Regions from separate parts of the Mus musculus genome. Here region 1 is linked to region 2. Evidence: chromatin loops called from intact Hi-C (ENCODE). Cell type or tissue: heart. All regions are shown on one strand.

Region 1 (8,000 bases), 72 kb after region 2:
GAAAAATATTTGTTCCCATCATCAAAGTGGAAATTTCAGTCAATGACAATGGAAACTATTTCTGGCCATTCTCAGACCAGAGCAAGAGGAGGGGCTGGGTTGGTTCAAGCAGGGCGGAAGAATTCAGGCACTGTAAATTTTAGGGGTGAAATAACAGTGTAGAAGTAAAAACTCCCCAAGGAAACATAAACCAACCTTTAATCAAACATAAGCAACAGGCCACGAGTCAGTCCCCTTCCCTTGCTGAGCTGGCGGCTCCACTGCCGCCTAGGTTTTGTGCTTGGCTGCTGGGCTGAGGTCATAGTCACTGGGACTGGAGGAACGCTGGGTCTCCTCAGAAGGTCCTTATTGGCACCCGACAACGTTTTGAAGCACTTCGCCAACCCTTCTGGGAGTCCCGGTGCTGCAGTTGTCCCTGGGTTACGTGACATTTGGGAGGGCTTCCGGGTAGAGACCAGAGAATGTCTGAGAGCAAAGGCCGTTTACAAACTGTGAGTTGTATTGGTTGCTTGGGGGGAGAAAAATCAGCTGATTAGAACGGTCCAGCTGCTGGGAAGCAGGTGTGTGTGTGTGTGTGTGTGTGTGTGTGTGTGTGTGAGTGCAATGCAAGGGGGCTGGGGACTGGAATGGGTGAGGTTTGCAGGATGGGATTGTGAGGCACATCACTTTTGTCAGTCTGTACACACCCATTAGGAGAAAGCAGAGAAGCGGCTGAGGACAAGATTCACCTCTCTGACCCAAACTTAGAGCAGGTCTGGTTTTTCTGTGCTAGATGCTGATTCTATAGAGTTTTCCTCATTGCCTTCATTAAAAGTTCCTGCTCTGGGAGGAACATTATTCCTGTCACATGAGATGGCCTTCTCTTTGGGTGATGGTTCAGTTTACCAGGTAATTACTTTGCATCTGTTATGTGAGGGTGTTGTTCAGAGTTAGGAGGTACAATAGTACTCTATCCTTAAGAAACATGAGGTTTTACTCAGGAGGCAAGAGCAGGTGGATCGCTGTGGATCCCTGTGAGTTCGAGGCCAGTCTGGTCTACAGTTTTAGGACAGCCAGAGATATATAGGGAGATTTTAGAGGACGAATGAGGCCTGGGAGTAGAGGTGGCCACTGGGGTCTCTGAGGCAGCACTCAGTGATCCTAAGAGTCATACTCAACTGGTCTGTTGTGTCCTTGGCAACAAAGCTGTGCCGTTCATTGTCTGTGTTCTTCTTAGTCTTTGGCTGTTCCGGTAAGAAACAGTGAAGAAGATGGCGGAAGCGCATGGCTGAATGGTACACGGGCACTGGGTTCTTTCTGAAGCTTTTCTTTGGGCTCGTGTTCTCAGCTTGGCTTAAATGGGGGAGTAGTGAGTGTTTCACAAGTGGGTGGTTGTGGGCCCTGATTTGGAGCTAACTGTGAATTTCTTCCAGCCAGTCTCTCTGTCACCCCTCTTGGCTCTGGCTCAGAACAGCATGTGGCTGGTGATGTCCTCTCTTTTCCGATCTTTTGATAGATGTCCCCCACTTGCTTCATTGAGTCATGAGGATGGGACAGACCAGGGCCCTAGGCACTTTAATTGGTGCATTTTAACAACCCATGTGTGACCTGAGTTGGGAAGACAGCAGGGAGTACTGCCTAGGTTGTAGAGTGGTTACAATAGCCATTTTGTCATATGGTACCTCAGGGTGGGTGACTTTTTTATGGTACAGGCACTGGCAAAGGTAGAGGAGAGGAACCTGCAGAGAATGTTCTAGAAATGCCCCAACCCATGAAGAACAGTTTTGAGATGGGCGTGCAGGAGCATAGCGGTGTTTGGCTTGGCCTGGTGACTCGTACCTATAATCCCACCCACTCTATGAGACAGAAGCTTCACGGGTTCAAAGGCAGATGGGACAAGTTAGGGAAATCCTGCCTCCAAATGAAAGTCAAAAGGGGCTGGGAATGTAGCTGAGTGGGAGAGGACTGGATTAGCATGTGTAAGGTCTTGGGTTCAAGCTGCCAGAAAATGGATGTGAAAGGCGTCCCCTGTGAGCCTTGCACTTCCTGTGGCTGTCTTCCTGGACCTGGCCACTCCCTCTTGTATTATACTTTGATGAGGATGTCTCTGTGCCACACCCCACCTCCCCAGTCCTGAGGCACCGTCCCTCAGTGGTATCCCTTTGCTGCCCAAGTTGGTGGTGTCTTCATCTTTGACCTGACCAGTGACAGGTCTTCTGTCTGGATACTTCCTCTCTTCCTGCCCATGGACCCACTGGCTGCCCAGAGGGCTTTTCTGAAAAAGCAATATAATCATATATATATATATTTTTTTTTTTGGTTTTTCGAGACAGTGTTTCTCTGTGTAGCCCTGACTGTCCTGGAACTCACTTTGTAGACCAGGCTGGCCTCGAACTCAGAAATCCGCCTGCCTCTGCTTCCCGAGTGCTGGGACTAAAGGCGTGCGCCACCACACCCGGCTATCATATTCTTTTTTTAAAGTACTGGTTGAGCCACAGTTTTAAGGGGAGGTCCTTTAGTATGGTCTCAGTCACCAGACTCTGACCCTAGCCTCATTTGTCAGCCTTCTTGTTGCCTTGCATGGCCTCTTGGGTGTCCATTATGGTTGATGCCGTTCTAGAAGGTTCTCCTTTGCATCTGCTGCAGCCTCTGCCAGAGAGAGCCTTTCTCTCAGGAGGCTCTTGTTTCTTCTTCAGGTGTTAACTGAGCCTGTCCTTAGTCTTACCCTAGTTACTTGCCTAGTCCCCCTTTCTACAGTTCCTGCCTCCGTGTTACCCCGTGGCTACAGGTCTAGCGTGTCACGGCCTCAGCTTTTCTATAACTCCGTGGGCTACAGAATCTGACCTGCCTGTCCTCAGACTATATGGCGTCTCCATCCTGCTGACTATGAGGGTACATGGATTTTTCTGAAAAACTTCTAATGTCTTTGAGTAGAAGCAGGCAGAGCAGGGAGGTGGGTGCTGTAGAATACGATGCACACATCTTGTTGCCTGTCCGAAATCAGAAACCTCCAAAATGCAAGCCTTGGATAAAGAATTCTAGACTGCCTGTTCAAGTTGGCATCTTCGCATTCCTAGTAAGGACTGGTGGACCATGTCTTGAGCAATGATTTATATTTCCTTAGTGTCTTCAGGAGCAACTGGTAACGTAAGAACGAATAGCCCTAAGAGTGTCCTGGGTGAAAGGATAATTGTCCCCAATGCTTATTAGTGTTATTAGGCATGCGTTGATTACCAGGCTCTGTTCTTAACACCTTATGCACTTCCATTTGTCATTCATGTAGTGGTCCTGCAGGAAGACACTCATTGGGCCCTGAGGTCCAGGCACCTGCTGCTTCAGGAGCTATCTTAGGTCTCATTGCTGGGAGGGAGGGATGTTGTTTGAATTCAGGAAGCTTGAGTGCTAACTGCCAGCCAGACTGTCTGGACAGGGAGTGTAGGTGTTACACTCAACTGCACAGTTGGAGGCTGACCTGGAAGCCCTCGGAAGGCCTCTGCCCTGCTTCACTGTATGTAGGAGGCTCTACGTGTTTACTGGAACACTTGGTCAGAGAGACCTCTGGGTAAGGAGATGGAGTGATTGGGTATGGGGACTAATAAAGATGAAATCTCCATTTAGTGGGTTACAGAGCACAGTAGAACCCAGCACTTAGAGAAGCAATTTGTTCTCGTCAAAGGAACAGCCTCTTTCATGGTCATCTTGTCTAACATGTAAACAAGACTAGCCTGAGTGAGGTCCAGAGAGATGGAGCAACGCAGCCATTGTCTGTCCAAGGAGCCCAGCCATTGTCTGTCCAAGGAGCCCAGACCAATCGTCCTCCATGGTGCCTTTTCTCAGGCTCCAGGGTGGTGTGGCGTCCAGAGTGAGGGCAGGGCTGTTGTGTGGCTTTCAGCTCGTCACTGCGGAAACGCCACTCCTTGGTTGGTTAGTGTGGCCAGCTGACCTTCTGCTGTGTAACTTGTGTTTCTGACACCAGCAGTGTGCTTTCTATTCAACACATGCCTCCTTTGACTCAGTAAATCAACTGAAATGTAGTTGTGGTACCAGCAAAATATATCAGCAGCTCCTCTCATCCTTAGTCCCTCTCCTAAGAGCAAACCCAGAGCCCAGGAGTTCCACCTAGAAGAATGTCATCCCAGGCAGTAATCAAACAAAGTTCTTCTCAAATAATAAAGGACTTATTCAAGGATGTCCATTGTGGCACTGTTTATACAGACAAACTGAACAACCCAGCTGACCAACCCCTAAGGATTAGCTCAGTTGGGTTGTATCCTTCTGTTGTTCTGCAACCATGGAGCTCGCTGGCTGATGCTGAAGGTGCTCCCACCAGCTGGGTGGAGTGGTCCTGGAGCCCACTCAGAAACCCCAGCGTTTTGTAATGGAGTCTCATGTTTAGGTTTGATATAAATGTATAATACCCATTTTTTTAAAAAAGGAAATATATACAAAATTACATCCATATTTAAGTTGGAAAACCTGGGGGGCGGGGTCAGAGAACATGGCACAGTTGGTATGCTTGCTATGCGTGTACATGAGAACCCGAGTTGCATCCCCAGCAGTACGGAGAGACAAATAGAAAGATGCCTGGGCCTTGCTGAGCCATCTTGCTGAGCTGGTGAGCTTTCAGGTTCAGTGAGAGACTCTGACTTTTTAAAATGTGTAGAGTCATAGAGGAAGACACCCAATGTTGAACTCTGTCCGCTACACACAAAACCAAAGAACTCAGAAATTGTGGATGAGGTGGATAACCTGGGTAGGTGGATGGATAGAGAAAGCCAGCGGTATTGCTGCCTGGGAAGGTTTTTGTCATGAAAAATAATCATTACCTTCCTTTTGAATTCAGCATCTTTTGCTTTTAGAGTATGAACCTTGCTGAGAAAAATGGAAACATCTGAAAGTGAAGCCCCGCCCCTCCCTTCCCCTCCCTGTCCCTTTGCATTGTGAAATTCCCAGAATTAAGAGGGGGACATTTGACCTGGGTCTGTGAGAGGCTGTTCCAGGCAAGGAGCCTATCCACTTGGGCCTGTATAGAAAGACCTGGCTGCACGCTTACAGTCAAGGACGAGTGTCTTGTCCCGAGTGCAGAAAGATGACATAGTCCTCTTCACTCAGGAATCCTGGTCTCCCCAGCGCAGCACCGTAGACGAATGACCTCTGGGGTGTCTCAAGTGGCTTGGTTCTTGTGACAAGATTATGAAAGCAGCCTCCACTCTTACTGGTGAAATAGACACAATTAGCCCTGTTTTGTCTACATTAAGCCCAGCGAGGAGGACAAAGAACAGTTGAGATGATAAATAAATGTGCTTTAGTTAAAACCTATGTGACAGCTCAGAGCGTAGGTAGAGATCTGTGGGCTCAAGGGAGGCCTCACCTGGGGCTCCTGCAGGACACTGGAATACAACTCTTAAGAACTTTTTTTTTGTTTTTTGTTTTTTTAATTTCCCTCTGTTAAACAGCTCTACATTCTACAGAAGGAGGTTGATTCCAGGAGGTTTCAGCACCTTCAACTGCATTTTTGAAAAAGCCCTATTTCCATTAACTTGCTTCGAAATAAAAAGCTAGTAATTTTTTTTTTAAAAGGTAAATGGTAACATTTTTGCTTTCCTAAGGGCATGTGCTGTCCTTGAAACCAGAATGTCCAACAGTAAATTATTTGATTCCTTCCAACAGTACCCCTTGTGTGTGAGGCAAGTATAAACTTCCAATAAGGACAAACTACTCAGTCAGCCCAAGCTTGGAGCTGTGTACTTTTCTACCCAACTGGGTGGGCCAAAAACCCTCCGTGGAGTTTGCTTTAGGGTGGGGTGCGGCAAACCTGGGCCACTGAGGCTATCAAGAGGTTTGCTTAAGACTTAACTTACGTGGGTTACTGCAAAAGGGTTTATCTAGAGTTGTTCTGCTCTTCTGTGTTTTTGTTCCCTACCAGCGGTTGATGGGCACGGTGAGCTGGTCGCCTTGGCACCAGGCTGTTGAAGGCATAATCAAATCACAACCCTCATTTTCTGAGTTACGTAATTTTGCAGAATGGACGCAGTGGCTCCTGGGAAAACTGTCTTTCCTCCTGTGAATTTTAAGGTCCATTTATAAAATGAGATGCTGTGTTGAATAGATGGCTGGGAGCGGGGAGGGTAACCTCATTTCACCTTTCTGCGTCTCCGAGGTTGAGTGGCCTTTGCCCGTGGCGCCTTCATGGAAACAGTTCTAAATATAGTTTCTGTTTGTTGTTGAATAATGACACAGGAGGGCCGGTGGTAGGGTTTCCAACTCCTTTCAGTCAGCAAGCAGGACAGAAGGCATCCCGTTTAGAGGGCCACTGTGACCAGAGGGCCACTTGAGGGACTGTGCCGTCAGCGTTCAGGCTATGCTTGCCACTCCAGGTGTACTGAGTGTGAACTGTCTCTCAGCTTCCTGAGACCTACCCACTCTCTTCCCCCAAGTTCTCTAATTGGTTCTTAACTAGTACACAAGTGAATCGAAGGCATATAGCTGGACATTCTACCCTGCCCTGGGTGGTTCTCCATCCACAGGTCTTAGCTAATGTTTAAGGGAGTGGATGATGTAATGTCCAGAGTCATGGGTACCAGTGTGGTTTTTTGCAGGGATTATCACAGGCCATGTAGGGCCCTAGTGTTCCAGGCTCTGGTACCTTTATCTTCGAATTCGTATTTCCGGCCAGACAAGGGATGAGATTATATTGTTTTCTTTGCCTGAAGAGGCTTTTTGGTCTTATTGTTCTGTTGTGTCTAGAACAGCTTAAACTCCATAGTGAAACTTTTTCAACTGGCCCAGGACATACGATTCTGTGTTCCTGCTTGTATTTCCATGCAGTTTCCTGATGAGCCCACAGCCACAGGCAGACCTGCTTTGAGGTATCAGGCTGGAGTCAGGTGACTTGGGTTTCTAGAAGTTTCTACAAAAGCTGAATAAAAGGGGGAGAGTTGAGATGTCAAGAAAGAGGAGCCCAAGAGCTGAGTGGGTCAGTTGTCTTGATACTCTTGGGGCTGAGCCCTGCAAGGGATGTACGAGAGTTCTGCTGCATCTCAGTGAGTCCCCAAAACTGGGAGGGACATTGTAGCAGGTGCAGGGAGCGCCAGTGTGTCCTAAAGTGCCATGTCACATGACCCAAGACTACCAGGCATATGGCCCTTCTTAGTAAACACTAGGTAAATGTCTCAGGCTTCTCTGAAGTGATCTCGATGCCCCGAAGGGATAAGAGGACAGGTTTTATTATTCTCTCCATTTTGTGACTTTGTATTGGGAAAGCAAAGGCTTGTGAAGAGGCAGGGTTGTGGGAGATGTTTTTACCTTAGCGAACTGCAGCATCTTCAGATGCTTTGAATGTTACAGACTTGATTTTTTTTTAACGTCATACTGGGAAATGATCTTAGTCTCCTCTTGTATAGTAACGTAGTAATATATCATGTTTGCTTCTCACTGGGCACCTAGTAAGCTTTTCTCCGTGTGGGAGACACACTTTGGAATTTGATCATGGTGCCCGTTTTTACTGAGATGCCTAGGGGACTTGGAAGTCAATGTGGGGAAGAGAAGAGACACAGTGTGTCTGTGAATCGTGTTTTCAGATTTATTTTACCCCCTTTCTGTGATAAGACTCTCTAGTTTGATTGTCTTATGTCTCATCGTTGGTTATCTTCGAGCCTTAGAGAAAGCAGGGAGTTGAAGATCCTTTTTAAATAATTACATAACACAAATAGGGGACAGCCTAAGGAAACCTTCACATCACACAGAAAGCCTTAGAACGGGAGAAGTTTCTGAAGCAGGTGGATAGATGCTATCACATTATTTAAGAGTAGATCCACAGGCCAGACTGCCAGGGTTAGAATCTTGGCTCTGCGCTTTTATTGGCTATGTGACCTGGATATAGCCTGACCTCTCTGTCATTTAGTTTCCACATCTGTAAAATGGGGCTGTCTCCTGCCTCAGGGTTTATGCAGAAGCCTAAGGAATGTGCGCTGCTCATAGATGCATCCTGTTCCCTTGCCCTGTTGGCTGCGTTTGGTCCA
Region 2 (8,000 bases):
TCTCTGTATCATAGCCCTTCTTACACTATACATGAATAATTAATCAGCCAGACAGAAGCCCACTGATGAAAAAAAACAGTGCATGTTGGCTCTGGGATGTGAGCAGGGTAAAGAGTAATATATTTTTTAAGATTTATTTATTTATTATATATAAGTACACTGTAGCTGTCCTCAGACACCTCAGAAAAGGGCATCAGATCTTATTATGGATGGTTGTGAGCCACCATGAAGTTGCTGAGATCTGAACTCAGGACCTTCGGAAGAGCAGTCAGTGCTCTTAATCACTGAGCCATCTCTCCAGCCCGTAAAGAGTAATATTAATCCCACTGGTCAATAACAAAATGGGAGGAAACACCAGGGATGTGAAGACAAGAAATGTGCTGGAAAGGGACTCTTGGGAGAGGAAACCACCCACGAACAAGGTGGAGGCCAGCAGGAGGTCACCATACCTGCATCACAGAGATGACATTCTTTTTTTTTTTTCTGCCCCTTCTTTGTGACTATAAGGAATGTCACCCAGGACCAGAGCCACTGGCCACTGAGACTCCACTCTGCCTGCCTCCCTCATTTGCACAAGTCACACCATGGTTTCCCACTATTCTTGGGAATGTGCTAGGCTTATCACTAATAGTGAAGTGCGGCCCAACAGAATTGTTAGCAGTTTGAACTTTCATAATGTCTAGTAATATTCTGCGTGTGTGATAGGTGCCTGATAAATGCATTCTTCTAGGCTGGGAATGGTGGTACACGCCTTTAATTCAAGCACTTGGGAGGCAGAGATGGGTGGATCTTTGAGTTTGAGGGCCAGTCTGGTCTACAAAACAAGTTCCAGGAGGGCCAGGGAACCTTGTCTTGAAAAATCAATCAATCAATCAATCAATCAATCAATCAATCAATCAATCTCAATCATCAAACTTTCTAAATGAAATCAGTTTCTGCTTTCATGAGTTTTCTGGAAGGTTTTGTTTTGCTTTGTTCGAGGAGCTATGGATTGAACCCAGGGCCTGTGAACGCCGAGCAAATGCTCTACCACTGAGCTACACCCTAAACCTTGAGCCCAGGCTCCTCCTGCCTTAGCTATCACAATGGCAGCGTTACAGACATGTGGTACTCGTCCAGTGCTATCTTTATGAAAAATCTTGACCACTGTGGATGAAATTTCAATCTCAATGTGCTGGTTAATTTTATGCCAAACTTGACCAAGCTAGAGTACTTTGAGAGAAGGGAACCCCAGTTAAGGAAATGCTTCCATAAGATTGGGGTGTATATAAGCCAGTAGAGCATTTCCTTGACAAGTGATTGATGGGGGAGGGTTCAGCCCATCGTGGGTGGTGTCATCCCTAGGCTGGTGGTCCTGGGATCTGTAAGAAAGCAGGCTGAGTAAGCTATGAGGAGCAAGCTAGTAAGCAGCCCTCCTCTATGGCCTCTGCATCAGCTCCCTCCTCCAGGTTTCTGACCTGCTTGAGTTCCTGTCCTGATTTCCACCAGTGATGGACTGCTACCTCTAAGTGTAAGCTTTTCCTCCCCAAGTTGCTTTGGTTATCACATTTCATCACAGCAGTCACCCCTACTAGGACACCCTCCCACCAGTGAATGGACTAGCAGTGTTTCCCCCTTCACCTCAATGATGCCATTTTTCTTTTTAAAGGTTTATGGTGTATTGTATGTGTATGTGTCTGAGTGCGGTATACATGTGCATCATGTGTGTGCAGATGTCTGTGGAGGCCAGAAGAAGGCATCAGATCCCTGGAGCTGGAACTACAGGCAGTTGTGAGTGACCTAATGTGAGTGCTGGGAACTGAACCCAGGTTCTCCTGTAGGAGCAGCAAGTCTACTTCTTAACCACTGAGTTGTGGTTCCAGCCTTGGCATCCCCCATCACTCCCCATCTTCCTGATAACATGTAACACTGGTAGCTGCTTCTATTGTCTTTTGTAACCTTGAATTTTCCTGGTTCTAATCTCTCCTTCTTCTCCCTCTCCCCCTTCTCTCTATCTCTGTTATGTGTTGTGTTTGCCTGTATGAATACATGGGGAGGGGCACAGGAGGACGTCAGGTGTCCCACTCTGTCCCTCTTTTCTTACTCCCATGACACTGTGTCTCACATTGAGCTTGGAGCTCGGCTGACAGCTGACAGCCAACCAACTCCAAATATCCTCCCATTTCCACTCCCACAGGGTACATGGAATCATGACAACCTCTTACACAGGTGCTGGGGATTCGAACTAAGGTTCTCATGCTTGTGCAGCAAAGCACTCAGTCACTGAGCCATCTTCCCAGCCTGTGGCTCTAATGTTTTTCCATCCCTGGGTTCTCCTCTCTCACACCCAGTGGCTCCCTTTCCTCCTGTATTTGCAAATGCCTATGCCACGTGAGCTCTGGTTTTCTCCATTACTCTTTTAGGACTTTAATTGCATCACAGTTCAAACCATCACACATGCCCATCCTTGTCTGTCACACTGGATACAAAGTATCTGTTGGTGGGCTTGTCTGTCCTGATTGGACTTAAGGCTCCTCAATGACAAGTACAAGTGGCATGACTTGTCTTCATGTCCCCTCTGCCTGGTACCCAGTGGACTCCTCCATAGATGATCTACACACTCTGGCTCCAATGAGCAGACAATTCTCCAAATGATGTTGAAGGCAGATCGGGTAATTATGGTCCCTTTATACGGCTAGGGACACTCAAGCTCAAAATACCAGAAGCACAATTCCGAGTCCTGGCTCCTGAGGCGCCACGGATTTGGTAGAGAGCCATTCTGATATTGCCCGTTGTGAAAGGATTGTGAGGCTTATCGTGGCATTGTCTAAAGACTAAAGTCCAATCCTCACGATTGTCTGGAGAAACTTAAATTTGCCAGCCAGACTTAAAACACAGTCTGCAGGACAGAGCATAAAACTGTGTGTGGCCTGACCTGCTGGCACAGACTGGAGTTACCGCCTCCGTTCTTGCACACTCGGCTATACTATTAATAGAGCTGAAGATTGCACTTGTGTTCTCCACAGCCTCCCGGTGCAGTGGGCTCACATCAAGCCTATGATGGGCTAACCTTCCCCCACCCCCATCCCCCACTTCACCCCCCCCCCCACTCACACAAGGGCCTTTCTAATGAATGCCTTCTGTCAGGCCAGGCCTCCTCCCATCAGCCACTTGGGCAATTGATTTTTTTTTCCCCCTGATGCTTGCAATTATCTGTGACCTACACTAGTAGACACAAAACCAGGCCCTGCCTTCCTTTCTCATGTGACATTGGCCGAGCAGATGATGGGAACCTCGAGAGCCTGCTTAGAACCCAGAAATGGGGCCGGTCTCTGTTGAGAGGTCCCACCCTTGAAAGTAAGAGGATGCTGACATTATTAACTTTTTTGGGTCACTTCAAATTCATGTCACATTTATGACTACCTGCCTTTGATGATGATCCCGTTTTGGTATTGTTCTAATTGTAGCGTTGATTCACAAGGCTGCTGGCTCCTCCTGCCATGGACACAGCACATCTTTATTTGTGATGTCCTCTCCAGGCAGTTTTATTTTTAGCAAGAGTGTCTTGCCCAGCGAGCAATTTACGCTACAGTCTACCCTTTGTTCTCGTTACACCTAATACTTCTTTCTCGCTCCTTTTTCCCCTTCTGTCCTTCTGTAAGTGTCAATACCATGTTTGCCTAAGCAGATTCCATTCCAACTTATTGAAGTTTCCTTCCTTTTAGGTTTTTTTTTTTTTTTTTTTTTTTTAGCTGACTGGTATTAATTGTAGAAATTGCAGCATGGGCTATCGTGGTGGGTCTTGGCATCAGCTACAGGAAACCCCTAAATTGGGGAGATTTAGATGTCAGAATTTGGGAGCAGGAACTTGAACTCTGGAGAGACAGTCTTTTTTTTTTCCCCTGCTCCACCAGAAGAGGGAACCTACAGTAAAAAGCACTTCCTCTGATCACCAGTAGAGGGCGCGCTCACCCACAGTCCTCCAAAGTGCGCGTTTCTTCTATTAAGTGGCAATTTTGTTGATTTTGTTGGAAGGGCCTTCTGGAGATACAAATACATAATAGAGTTAACACTGTTGAGGTGCTGTGTCCGGCTGCTGTGGCCACCTCCTGTATTGTGTAAAGGGGGAACAAAAGTTTTTTTTAAAAAATCTAATGTGTAGTTGTGGGTCTGTGAGCCTGTTGCCGTAGTGGATGGGCAGGGTGCGGGTGTTCAGAATGACCATAGAGAATGTTGAAAGGTCCCAAGGTACAACGTATAGAGTGTGGGAGAAAGGGTTGGGGGCGGGGGAGACCCTGTACTTCCAGCTGTGATATTTAGATTGGCTTGGCAGGGGCCAGCCTTGGCAGAGATGGGGGAAGCGCCAAGGCTAGTGGAGAGGCTTGAGTGAAGGTAGCGCCATGTCAACCGTTTCCAGGTGGAGTTGAAAGGCAAAGCTATTTTCTTCTGGGAGCCCGGCCCCTTTCATCAAGACGGAGTTGGTGGCTGATTAAAAAAGAAGAGATGGAAGATTAAGTCTGAGAGGCCAGAGGAGAAAATGGTTTCCAGGTGTTAAGTACTGGACAGAACGGTGAGCTTGGGCAGTTCCTCTGTGAAGCTCTCGAGCCCACCCTCGTCCCCCTCCCTGGCAACGCTGGGCGACTGCCAGGCCTAGGCAGCAGAGGGCTTCCTAACTGCCGAGCACGAAGATGTTTAATAAAATATTTACCTCCGTGTATAAGAATAGCGTAGCAATGACATAAAGGCAGGCAGAAGTTAAACAGTGTAACGGCCACAGGAGAGCAGCCCTAGGGTCTTGGCTTTTCTTTTTTTATAGAAGTACAGAAACTTCCTGTTTAAGTTCTTATAACCTACCGTGTCCTGGCAAGCCAGTCTCCTGCCGAAGCAGAAGGGGACTAAAGTCAAACTCCCTGGTCACCTCTTAAAACTCCTAAAGGTGATGTTTTCTGAGGCCTGCCCCCACTACCTCTGAAGGTCACCCCTGAGAAGCCGAGCTGGCACACCTTGGCTGCTTGCAGTCATTTTGAACTGGAGGTGAGAAAGGAGAGTCATAAGAGGCGAAGAGGAACACAACTCGTTAGCCAAAACACCAGATTTCCAAATCTGTCCAATGAGAACATGGAAAAGAAAATGAAAAATAGAAAAAGGAAATATATTAGATAAATATATTTTAGGTGTTCTTTTTTACACTCCAGAAAAGCTTTTGTATTCTCTTCCCCAGTTAGAAAAAAACAAAACAAAACATTTTCTCTCTCATTGAAATTAAAATAGGCTTTTGCATATCTATCAGACAACGTTAGAAGAAAATAATTATAAATAAAGGTGTCAGATCAGTAAGGCTGTTTGAAAAACATTCAGTTTGCTTTATCTCAGCCAGGCAGTGGTGGCGTACTCCTTTAATCCCAGCACTTGAGAGGCAGAGGCAGGAGGATTTCTGAGTTTGAGGCCAGCCTGGTCTACAGAATAAGTTCCAGAACAACCTGGGCTACACAGAGAAACCCTGTCTCGAAAAACAAAACAAACCAAAGTTTTGTTTTATCTCACATCCGTCTTTTTTCTTTCCAGTTACTTCCTACCCCCAGTGACTTTCCCTTATTGCACGGTGTCAGGGCAAGGGCTGCCCTAGGATCTTGATATACATGCTTATTTTCTATTGGAGGAACACAGAATATCCCTGAATTCAAGAGTGGCCTCAGTAGTCATGGTTCCCGAGGAAAGAAACTATTTATTTACTTAAGGAAAATACAAAGGACCCATTACTTTTTGACAGAGAATTTATACTTGGTGAAATTTTCATGACTAAAAACACATTTCACTAAATGGTTTCTAGTAAAAATACAACTCACTTTTATTTTGGGTGCGAAGTCTGGCATGTCTGTTTTGAAAAGTAAGGCTTGTGAGACTCCGGGAGGCGGATAAATGAACAGACTCTTTAATAAGCCAGGCGCCCAGCATGGCAGAGAAATGCAATACCAGAAAGTAAACAGAGCATTGTGGGAAAAAGAGCAAGCTGAAATTCATCTTGCTTTTCCAATTTGAGAACACGCTCGCGGTTGTTAGCAACTGAGTCAAGACATTTAAATCACATATATACTTTTCTGTCTTGACAGTGACCTTTTCTAAGTATGCAGTAGGGATGAGAAGATGAGCCAAGCCATGCTCCTGAAAGAGCATTTCAGTTAATTGAACGTGAAATGTGTTGCAATCTGACGACATTAATAACACGCAATTGCTATTCTGTAGCTAATCTGTAGTTCATTTGCTCAGGGTCCAACTAAGGCAGTCTACAAATGTTAGCATGTGAATCCTGTTGCAAACCTATGTACTAAGCAGCTATAGAAAGTGCATCTTGAAGGCTCTTTGGATTAGTTATCTGGGCTGTGTAACAAATCATTCTAACACTTAACTAGTTTCAGTAAACACCGGAGGCTGCAGAGATGGCTCAGTGGTTAAGAGCACTTGCCGCTCTTGCAAAGGATTGGGGTTGGGTTCCCAGGACTGACCTGGCGAGTCACAACATGTATAGCTCCATTTCTAGGGGGCCCAATCCCCTCTTCTGATTCTATGGGTACCAGTCATGCACATGGTACAAATATACACATGCAGGCAAAACCCTCGGGCCCATAAAAACCAAAACTTGAACTCTATTTTTAAAAATTGTAAAACTAAAAACTGGGTAGATTTAAAATAAGCCACATGCCTGTTTGGTAAAATGCTTGCCTATCATATACAAAATCCTGTGGTTTCTCCCTAGCACAGCATACTCAGAGCATAGTGGTACACATCTGTAATCCCAGCGCAGATGGATGGATGGATGGATGGATGGATGGATGGATGGCTTTGGGTTAAAACCCAAATTAGTTCCCAGCACTCAAGCAGGGTTAAGTATGATTTCCTGACATGCTCTCTGGCCTCACCTAGCATGTGTACAACCATGTCTACACATATACACAGACACATAAAATGAAATAGACCTTAAAAAATTATATATATATATATATATATATATATATGTATATATATATATATATATATATATATGTATATATATATACACACACACACACAGACACACAGACACACACACACATACACACACACAAAGTGGGGCCGGAGAGATGGCTCAGTGATTAAGAGCACTGACTGCTTTTCCAGAGGTCCTGAGTTCAATTCCCAGTAACCATGTGGTGGCTCACAACTATCTGTAATAGGATCCAATGCCCTCTTCTGGTGTGTCTGAAGATAGCTACAGTGTACTCACATATAAAATAAATAAGTCATTTTAAAAAACACACAAAGCAAAAAGTAAGAGGAAGAAAGACACAGAAAAGTGCATAGCTACACTTTTAACTTTTAAAGGAGACTTTAACAGTTATTATTTTTTTGTTTGTTTCTTTTTTTTTGAGACAGGGTTTCTCTGTATAGCCCTGGCTGTCCTGGAACTCACTCTGTAGACCAGGCTGGCCTCGAACTCAGAAATCCTTCTGCCTTTGCCTCCCAAGTGCCGGGATTAAAGGCGTGTGCTACCACCACCCAGCTTGATTTTAGCACTTCTTTTTGCTGCCTCTGGCAACATACATTTAAAAGAGAGACAGCAAACTTTGAGAGATTTATGAGAAATTAGGATAAGTATGGGCATATAGAGTATTTAAAGCTTTAAAATTATTTATTTTGTTTATTTGTTTCATGTATGTTTGTACACGGGGGACCATCACAGTACATGTGTGGGGGTCCAAGGACAACTTTCAGGAGTCCTTTTCCTCTATTTGGGTCCTGGAGATTGAACTTGGGTCCTCAGGCTTAGTAGCAAGGCCTTTACTTACTGAGCCCTCTTGGCAGGCTTCAATCAGAGAGGACATTTAATGTGCTCCTTTAAAAGGTGATAGATTAAGTAAACAAAACACTAGTAAGTTTCTAGCAAATCTTAATGCAAACAGCAAGTTTGATCTGATGGGAATCATCTAGAAAATTACTTATCAATAAGTGATATACATTCTTTCCAAAAAATGTACAAAATATTT

The links. Hi-C counts contacts between places; a loop is a spot of excess contacts. Peaks named below come from ENCODE experiments on the same cell type or tissue, not always from the same donor. Only the 100,000 strongest peaks of a DNase experiment are listed, where the experiment ranks them.
Region 1: it touches region 2 in a loop (4-fold over the local background); 4 of 42 quality-filtered maps call a loop at or near these places.

The regions. Positions count from the first base shown.
Region 1 is chr11:88,653,103-88,661,102 of GRCm38, reverse strand. All of the region lies in intron 5 of Msi2 (musashi RNA-binding protein 2), which reads left to right. Among named protein-coding and RNA genes, the nearest start is that of 0610039H22Rik, 38 kb to the right of the region's middle. In heart, no CTCF peak of the experiment used is centred here; a DNase peak (open chromatin) is centred at 6,122; H3K27ac peaks cover 2,513 bases.
Region 2 is chr11:88,724,623-88,732,622 of GRCm38, reverse strand. It overlaps C030037D09Rik (RIKEN cDNA C030037D09 gene), which reads right to left. Exons shown (of 4, transcript NR_038058.1): 3 at 4,983-5,082; 4 at 4,051-4,464. Among named protein-coding and RNA genes, the nearest start is that of C030037D09Rik, 10 kb to the right of the region's middle. In heart, CTCF peaks have their summits at 2,886, 3,710 and 3,918 (motif pointing right); a DNase peak (open chromatin) is centred at 2,962; H3K27ac peaks cover 2,660 bases.